Regions from separate parts of the Homo sapiens genome. Here regions 1 and 3 are each linked to region 2. Evidence: read pairs that join two places in POLR2A ChIA-PET (ENCODE). Cell type or tissue: B cell. All regions are shown on one strand.

Region 1 (2,500 bases), 170 kb before region 2:
TTTTGTGTTTGGCTCTTTGACTCAACGTTGTTTTGAGATTTGTCTTTGAGGTTATGTGTAGCAGCAGTTTGTTCATCCAACATTGAATGGACAGACCATGATTTATTTATTCGGTGTTCTGTTGGTGGCTGCGTGGGCTGTTTTCAGTTGGGGCTGTTCTGATACAGCTGCTCTGAGTGCATTTCTGTAGGTGCTGCTTGGAGTGGAATTGCTGGATCATAGCGTGAGTGTCCATCCTTAAATGGTGGTTACCATGGGATCCACAGAGTCACCAGACTCTTTCTTGGGTGACAGTGTCCTTGGTTCTCTGCACCGTGGCCCTCGTTGCAGGAATGCCCAATGAGAAGGCCCCTGTGCCCACTCCTGTCCCTCCAGCTCCACACAGAGCCCAGGAGCTGTGGGGGAAGGGGTGGCCCTGGACCTGAGCCAAGTGTAGTCCTCCCCTGGGGTTTCCTGGCAGCCTGGGTGAGAGCCTCAGTGGTGGCATTTTATCTGTTGCTTCTGTTCTTGACCTTGGCTGTCTCTGTCTACTCCTCCGGGTCAGTACACAGGGATCCTAACGCCCCCTCCCAGCATCCAGCGGGCCCAGAGTTTGGTAGAGCACCTGTGTGCAGTCGGTGCTCAGAGAGCATTTGATGACTTGTCTCGGGGAATTCTAGAAGGTCACTAGTTCTCAGGATCTTACAGCAGCCCAATTGGACAGGCAGGCGGGGGGCTGCTCTCCTTCGGCTTCCTCTCTCAATGGGCCTCTGAGGCTGCCTCCAGGCACCGTGCTGGGCACTGCCCTGCCTGAATGGATCTTACAGACCACAGAGCAGCCCAGCAGAAAGTGCAGTGTGCGGGTCCTCGTGGCCTGGCCCCTGGGGGCGTGGTCTCCAGCACACCATTCATGCTCTACAGACACCATCTTGTGGTTTTCTCATGCTCTCAGAGGAGGAACTGGGCTCCAGTCAGTGATAGGTCTTGCTTGCGTCAGTGCTGGAGGCCAGGTGCGGTCCCCTGCTACAGCTATGCGCGGCTCAACCATCAGGTCCTTGTCTGCCCAGCCTCAGCTAGGATCTTCCAGGCGGCGGCACAGGGTGCGCTGTTGTGTGCATCTCTGTGCTTGGCAGTCTCTTGAAGGTTGTTCCCTGTTGATTCCTGAAAAGCTGGCTCGTTCTTATTTGGGCTCTGTCTTTGGCGGAACATATATGGGCCGAGCACTGTGTGTGTGTTTCCCCCGAGGATGTTGGGTCATTTCCAGTCTTCTGCAGCTGGCATTCTTATCAGCTGCTCCTAGAAGAGAGAGGCTGAGAGGGAGAAGCCCCCACCCAGCGTGCTATCACCAGGACTCCGCTTGGCTTCCCACTGCTCCAGTTCTATCCGCGTAGCAACGAGTCAATTTACAGATGAGCTTTGAGAGCTCTTGTGCCTTCACAAAGGGCCAAATGGCAGTAAGAATCGTAAGTTCTGCAGACCTGAAGCAGAGGTCAGGAGAGTCTAGGTTGGTAGTTTGGTTGGGAAGAGCTGCTAAAAACAGAAAGTGGGAGGGAAGGACGCTGTGGGGGCAGTGGCTGTGGAGAGCAGCGCTGCCTGCCTCCTGGCTTCATCTGCAAGTTTCCCTCGCTGCAGAAGTCAGGCATGCCTACTGATGGAGCTCCTACTTCTGCCCCAAGCCCTGGGCTTCCTCTTTCTGAGTTGCTCATGGGGTTCAGTCAGGGCTCCGCGTGCTGCCTGTACTCAGGTGGCATTTCCCGTCCCCCGGGCTGAGTTGTAGCATGCAATTGCATACTTGCCCAAGCATTACAGGAGCTGTGGCTGCAGGACAGGGAGGGCCACATGGACATGACAGACCACTCAGGTGGCCGGCTGCTCCTGGGAGTAGCAGGAGGGCCCCAGCAGGAAGTGCTTTTCAAGTGGTGAGCTTGGTGGCTGTGGCCGAGACATGCACCTTCCCGTCATTGTTCCTCCCAGTGTCATTCTTCCTCTGAGAAGCTGTGAACTTGAGGCTTTGCCCCTGGGGTTTGAGGCTCCCATGAGGTCCCCTCAGAGGAAGGTGCCTTCACTGGGCAGAGCCTGGTGGACCTGCACCAGCCCCATGAGGCTGAGCGGAGAGTGCAGGGTGGGGCCCGCCTGAGGGTAAGCACAGCAGCACCCCTCAGGGCTGCGCTTTCCAGAGCTGAGAGGGAGGGCAGAGCTGGGGTCTTGGGGTGGAGGTGGGGTGGGGATGCAGGTGCCGCCTCTTGTACTGACTTGCACCAGAGGCAGTTTGGCTCCCAGCTGCCTGGGAACACGTGCGGAGTTTGTCAGAAGCAGGAAGACTTGGTGTGGCGGGAACCAAATCACAGACACACACTCTCCCAGCAAAGCCCTGTTTGATTCACCCGTGTGTCCTCAGCAGACACGACTGTGTGTTGGGGGTTGGGGGGTGGGCGAGGTGACTCAGCCGCGGACGGCATTAGAATGCTTAGCACATTGAAGGCAGACTGTCTGTTTCTGGGTGCCATCTGTGGCATGTTTG
Region 2 (2,500 bases):
TGATTGTGAGTGTCGCGGAGCCTCTCACCTCAGCTCCACAGGACCACTGTGTGCTGCTATTCAGATGCTGCCTTGGCCCATCTTTCAGGACATCCAAGAGCTATGTGGGCAGGGGACGCTTAGTTGTGGGGGACTGTCCTGTGCATTGTGGCCATGCCCCTGTGGCAGCCTCATTTGGGCACAAGAGGAGTGTTTTAGACCATTGGGCTGCTGTGACAAAGTGCCATAGACAGAGTGGCTTAGAAACAGACATTTCTCACGGCTCTGGGGGGTGGAAGTCTGTGATCCAGGCACCAGCAGATCCAGTGTCTGGTGAGGGCTCACTGCCTAGTTTGTAGACGGCCACCTGCTTGCCGTGTCCTCACATGGCAAAAGGAGCAGAGAGAGCCTTCTGGGGCCTCTTTTATAAGGGCACTAATCCCACTCCTGAGGCTCCACCCTCATGACCTCATCACCTCCCAGAGGCCCCACCTCCCAACACCATCCCATTGAGGGATAGGATTTGGACATAGGAATCTGGGGGGACATAAACGTTCCGTTCATAACAAGGAAAGAGAGTCGTTGCTGATTCTTTCTTCATCATGATGACACCCCAAAGTGCTGCTGTCATCCCCATTGAAGGCCAGTAGCCGGGGCCATTCAGATGACCCAGAGCTACAGGGACAATGCTTGGTCTCAGCACCCATTTCCACGGAAGGGCTGGTCTACTCCATGCCTGCAGCATCAGAGCCTGCCCCACGCACGAGATAAGCCAAAGGAAGAGGCAGCTGCATCTCAGCCCTAGTGAGGTTTTCCCAGGGGGTCGGCTCCTCAGCCCAGGTCAGGGGCTTGGGGTTCTTCAGCCCTGACAGCCCTCCTAGGGTGGGGGACACTGGGAGCGGGGAACCCCTGGGCCACTTCCTGGGAAGGAGATGTGAAGTAGGGAAGGAGCTGGGGCTTGCCACCACGCCCTGCCGTTGTTTTCGTCGCTGTCGTTTTTGAAAAGCAAGGGATCGGTGACTTGGGTTCAGGCTGAGTCGGCGCCTGTGATGTGTAATTAGCATCCCCACGTTTCTCCCAGGGCCCTGGCCGATACGAGGCAAACGGGGAAGTTAAGCAAAGACCAATTCGCGTTAGCTATGTATTTCATTCAGCAGAAGGTCAGTAAAGGCATCGACCCTCCTCAAGTCCTCTCGCCGGACATGGTCCCGCCTTCGGAGAGAGGCACGCCCGGCCCGGTGAGTGGTGCTGGTCATGCCCTGGGGGTATTGACATCCCTTCCCACCGCCTGCCACCAGGTGGCACTGGTGGCACACATGAGCCCACGGTGGCGGGTGCTGCCTGTGGTCCCTGCCTTCCTCAACAGGGGCCCCCGGGAGGGTGGCTTGGCTGCCCAGGTATTTCCCCAGGCAGGGGGCTGACACTTTTGCTACCTCACCCTGTGTACTAAAGGGACAATTTTATCCCTGGGCCCGAGAACTGCTGGTGCCTCCTGTCAGGTGATGTCAGGTTGCTAATTAGAGATCTCGCCTCTGAATTCAATTCTAGGACAGTTCAGGCTCTCTCGGCTCCGGGGAGTTTACTGGCGTGAAGGAGCTTGATGACATCAGTCAAGAGATTGCCCAGTTACAAAGGTATGTTGGAAACGGCCCTTCCCTCCACATCCAGATGTTACACGAACTCTCCCAGGTTGTTATCGGAAATATCAGAGGCTCACCTGGAAGTTTGCTCATCACAGGTTTATTCAGAAGGAAGGAAAAGATACAGCTTCTGAGGTCCTAAACTGGCTCAAGGGGCTTGAAGAATGACATCTTCCATTTGAATCAGCCTCAGCCAGAGCCCGTAGCATCTGTGTGGTCTCAGGCAGGTCTTGACCAGAGCCTGTGGGTGGCAGCTGTGTGGTCCCAGGCAGGTCGTGGGCAGAGCCTGTGGCAGCTGTGTGGTCCCAGGCAGGTCGTGGGCAGAGCCCGTGGCAGCTGTGTGGTCCCAGGCAGGTCATGGGCACAGCCTGTGGCAGCTGTGTTGTCCCAGGCAGGTCATGGGCAGAGCCTGTGGCAGCTTTGTGGTCTCAGGCAGGTCGCAGCTCAGTAGCCCCAGGCATCAGCCCCTCCCCAGTGCTAGGAAGGCCTTGTTATCCTTGACAGCTAGGGCAATTGGGTCTCAGATGGCGAGGAGCGGGCTTAGGACCCAGCAGCTGAAGGTGTGAAGGGGCCTCCAGGTCTGTGGCTCCCCTTCTTGCCTAGTGCCTTAGTTTCCTCATGTGTAAACGAGGGCTTTGGATGGGCTGTCTGTACTTTTAGAGTCTGGTATAAAGAAATGCAGTCACTTCCTGTATTCCCCTCTGGATCCTCTTCAAGAATGACATCCTTTTTTGTTGTTTGTTTTTCAGACAGGGTCTCGCTCTGTCACCCAAGCTGGAGCGTAGTGGTGTGATCATGGCTCACTGTAGCATCTGTTTCCTAGGCTTAAGCAATCCTCCCACCTCAGCCTCCCGAGTAGCTAGGACGCACCACCATGCTGG
Region 3 (2,500 bases), 75 kb after region 2:
AAGTGTTGGGGTTACAGGTGTGAGCCACCATTCCTGGCCTAAATTTATTTTTAATTTATAGAAATTTTTATTCTTTTTTTATTTTTTTAGAGACAGGTTGTCACTATGTTGCCCGGGCTGGATTCAAACTCCTAGGCTCAAGCAATCCTCCCGCCTCGGCCTCTGGAGTAACTGGGCCTACAGGTGCATGCCACTGCATCCAGCTCCACTTTAACCACTTTTTTTTTAAAAAAACCACTTTCAAGTGCGTGGTTCAGCAGTGTTAAATATATTCACACCATTCTGCAACAGATCTCTAGAACTTTCTCATTTTGTGAAATTGACACTCTGTACCCATTGAGCAATTCCCCATAACCCCACTTCCGCCTCCTAGCCAGTGGTACTGGTTTTTGTTATTATTCATTCAGATGGGTATTATTCTTATTATTTTAGATGGAGTCTCACTGTGTCACCTGGGCTGTAGTGCAGTGGCACGATCTCAGCTCATGTAACCTCCGCCTCCCGGGTTCAAGCAATTCTCCTGCCTCAGCCTCCCGAGCAGCTGGGATTACAGGTGCCCGCCACTAAGCCCAGCTAATTTTTTTGTATTTTTAGTAGAGATGGGCTTTCACTATGTTGGCCAGGCTGGTCTCGAACTCCTGACCTTGTGATTTGCCCGCTTCGGCCTCCCAAAGTGCTGGGATTCCAGGCTTCAGCCACCGCACCCGGCCCAGATGAGTATTATTAAAGCTATGGTTACTGTCCAGGGATTGCTTTGAGCTTTTAGAGCAGGGCCTGTATATTCTAGCTCCACTACCCAAGAACCGACTGAGGGGCAGTTCTGTCTGTATTAACTAAGCTACTACATTATTCCTCATTATAGGAATGGAATCTCATTGTAAAGGAAACCGGTGTGGTGGAGGGGAAGTCCCAGCCCTGCGTCTCCATTCCGTGCCATTGTACGAAGGTCATGGGAGAGAAGGGGGCTCGAGTGTCCTGGGTGCCTTCTATGGACCAAGCACTTTCTCGACCACCATTCAGATGGTCACATCCAAGACCAAGATGTTCACTTGAATTCAGAGGCTTGGCCAGGGGACTTTCCATTTGACAGGGACAGATGCCATTGCCTCTCTGTGGCACTGCCTGGCTGCATCACGAGCTTGTCTCTGCTTCAACAGTGGTTATTTTTATAGCTGACAATGAGACTTACTGGAAATGGTTTGGCACTCATGCGTAGAAAGCGCCTGTATTTAAATTTGAGGAGTCGGAGTGCCTGGGCCCTGGAAGATGGGTGGTTCTTCAGGCCCTTGGCCAAGACCTTTAAGCCATAGAGCAGATCCCTTCCAGCCCAGGAAAAATTCCAGGGATTCTCAGCCTTTCTGAGGACTGGTTCTCTCAGAGCATCTGTTTGAAGCCTTGGAACTGTCATCCTTTCTCTTGTCTGAGGGCCCTCCAGCCCTCACGGCTCACCCCAGTCCATTCATGTTACGCAGCAGAGCTCTTGTCAGCTTGTAAAACTGAAACTCTGCCCCCACTAAATACTCATTCCCCATTTCCTCCTCCCCCAGCCCCTCGCACCCACCATTCTACTTCCTGTCTCTATGAATCTGATGCATGGACTCATACAGTATTTCTCTTTTTGTGTCTGGCGTATTTCACTTAGGATAGTTCCTGTTGGAGCATGTATGTGTCAGAATCTTTCTCTTTTTCTTTTCTTTTCTTTTCTTTTTTTTTTGAATTGTAGTCTTGCACTGCTGCCCAGGCTGGAGTGTAATGGCGTGATCTCGGCTCACTGCAACCTCCGCCTCCTGGGTTCAAACAATTCTCCTGCCTCAGCCTCCCGAGTAGCTGGGATTACAGGCACGCACCGCCACGCCCAGCTAATTTTTGTATTTTTAGTATAGACTGGGTTTCACCATGTTGGCCAGGCTAGTTTCGAACTCCTGACCTCATGATCCGCCCGCCTCGGCCTCCCAAAGTGTTGGGATTACAAGCGTGAGCCACCGCGCCCGGCCCTATAATCTCTTTCTTTTTAAAAACTGAATACTATTCCATTGTCTGGATAGATGGATAGACCACATTTTGTTTATCCATTCATTCATCAGTGGATACTCGGTCCAAACTTTATGTTATATTGACAAAATAACTGTATTAAAAATAGTAATGTGGCTGCGCATGGTGGCTCATGCCTGTAATCCCAGCATTTTAAGAGGCCAAGGTGGGTGGATCACTTGAGGTCAGGCATTTGAGACCCTTCTGGCCAACACAGTGAAACCCGTCTCTACTAAAAATACAAAAATTAGCTGGGAGTGGTGGCGGGCGCCGGTAATTCCAGCTGCTGGGGAGGCCGAGGCAGGAGAATCACCTGAACCTGGGAGGCGGAGGTTGCAGTTAGCCGAGATTGCACCACTGCACTCCAGCGTGGGCGACAGAGCAAGACTCCGTCTGAAAAAAAAAGTAACGTTTTACAACAGAAGCAACTTATTCTCAATTGCTTTTTTTACACCTTAAAATTGAGCTG

What was found. ChIA-PET counts read pairs that join two places held together with the same protein. Peaks named below come from ENCODE experiments on the same cell type or tissue, not always from the same donor. Only the 100,000 strongest peaks of a DNase experiment are listed, where the experiment ranks them.
Region 1: POLR2A ChIA-PET joins it to region 2 with 5 read pairs; 3 of 35 experiments call an interaction of 5 or more read pairs at or near these places.
Region 3: POLR2A ChIA-PET joins it to region 2 with 5 read pairs; 4 of 35 experiments call an interaction of 5 or more read pairs at or near these places.

The regions. Positions count from the first base shown.
Region 1 is chr19:16,587,022-16,589,521 of GRCh38, reverse strand. The region is part of intron 1 of MED26 (mediator complex subunit 26); the gene reads left to right. Among named protein-coding and RNA genes, the nearest start is that of SLC35E1, 16 kb to the right of the region's middle. RefSeq lists enhancers at 173-222, 433-602, 853-922, 1,093-1,142. In B cell, no CTCF peak of the experiment used is centred here; DNase peaks (open chromatin) are centred at 941 and 1,681; H3K4me3 peaks cover 2,088 bases; H3K27ac peaks cover 2,500 bases.
Region 2 is chr19:16,416,665-16,419,164 of GRCh38, reverse strand. It overlaps EPS15L1 (epidermal growth factor receptor pathway substrate 15 like 1), which reads left to right. Exons shown (of 24, transcript NM_001258374.3): 11 at 1,061-1,217; 12 at 1,528-1,613. Among named protein-coding and RNA genes, the nearest start is that of EPS15L1, 54 kb to the left of the region's middle. RefSeq lists enhancers at 672-1,275, 1,421-1,470, 1,501-1,570 and a silencer at 1,241-1,320. In B cell, CTCF peaks have their summits at 1,085 and 1,285 (motif pointing right); DNase peaks (open chromatin) are centred at 1,344 and 2,074; H3K4me3 peaks cover 1,438 bases; H3K27ac peaks cover 1,918 bases.
Region 3 is chr19:16,341,170-16,343,669 of GRCh38, reverse strand. No RefSeq gene overlaps it. Among named protein-coding and RNA genes, the nearest start is that of KLF2, 18 kb to the right of the region's middle. RefSeq lists an enhancer at 860-1,089. In B cell, no CTCF peak of the experiment used is centred here; a DNase peak (open chromatin) is centred at 1,109; H3K4me3 peaks cover 1,267 bases; H3K27ac peaks cover 2,314 bases.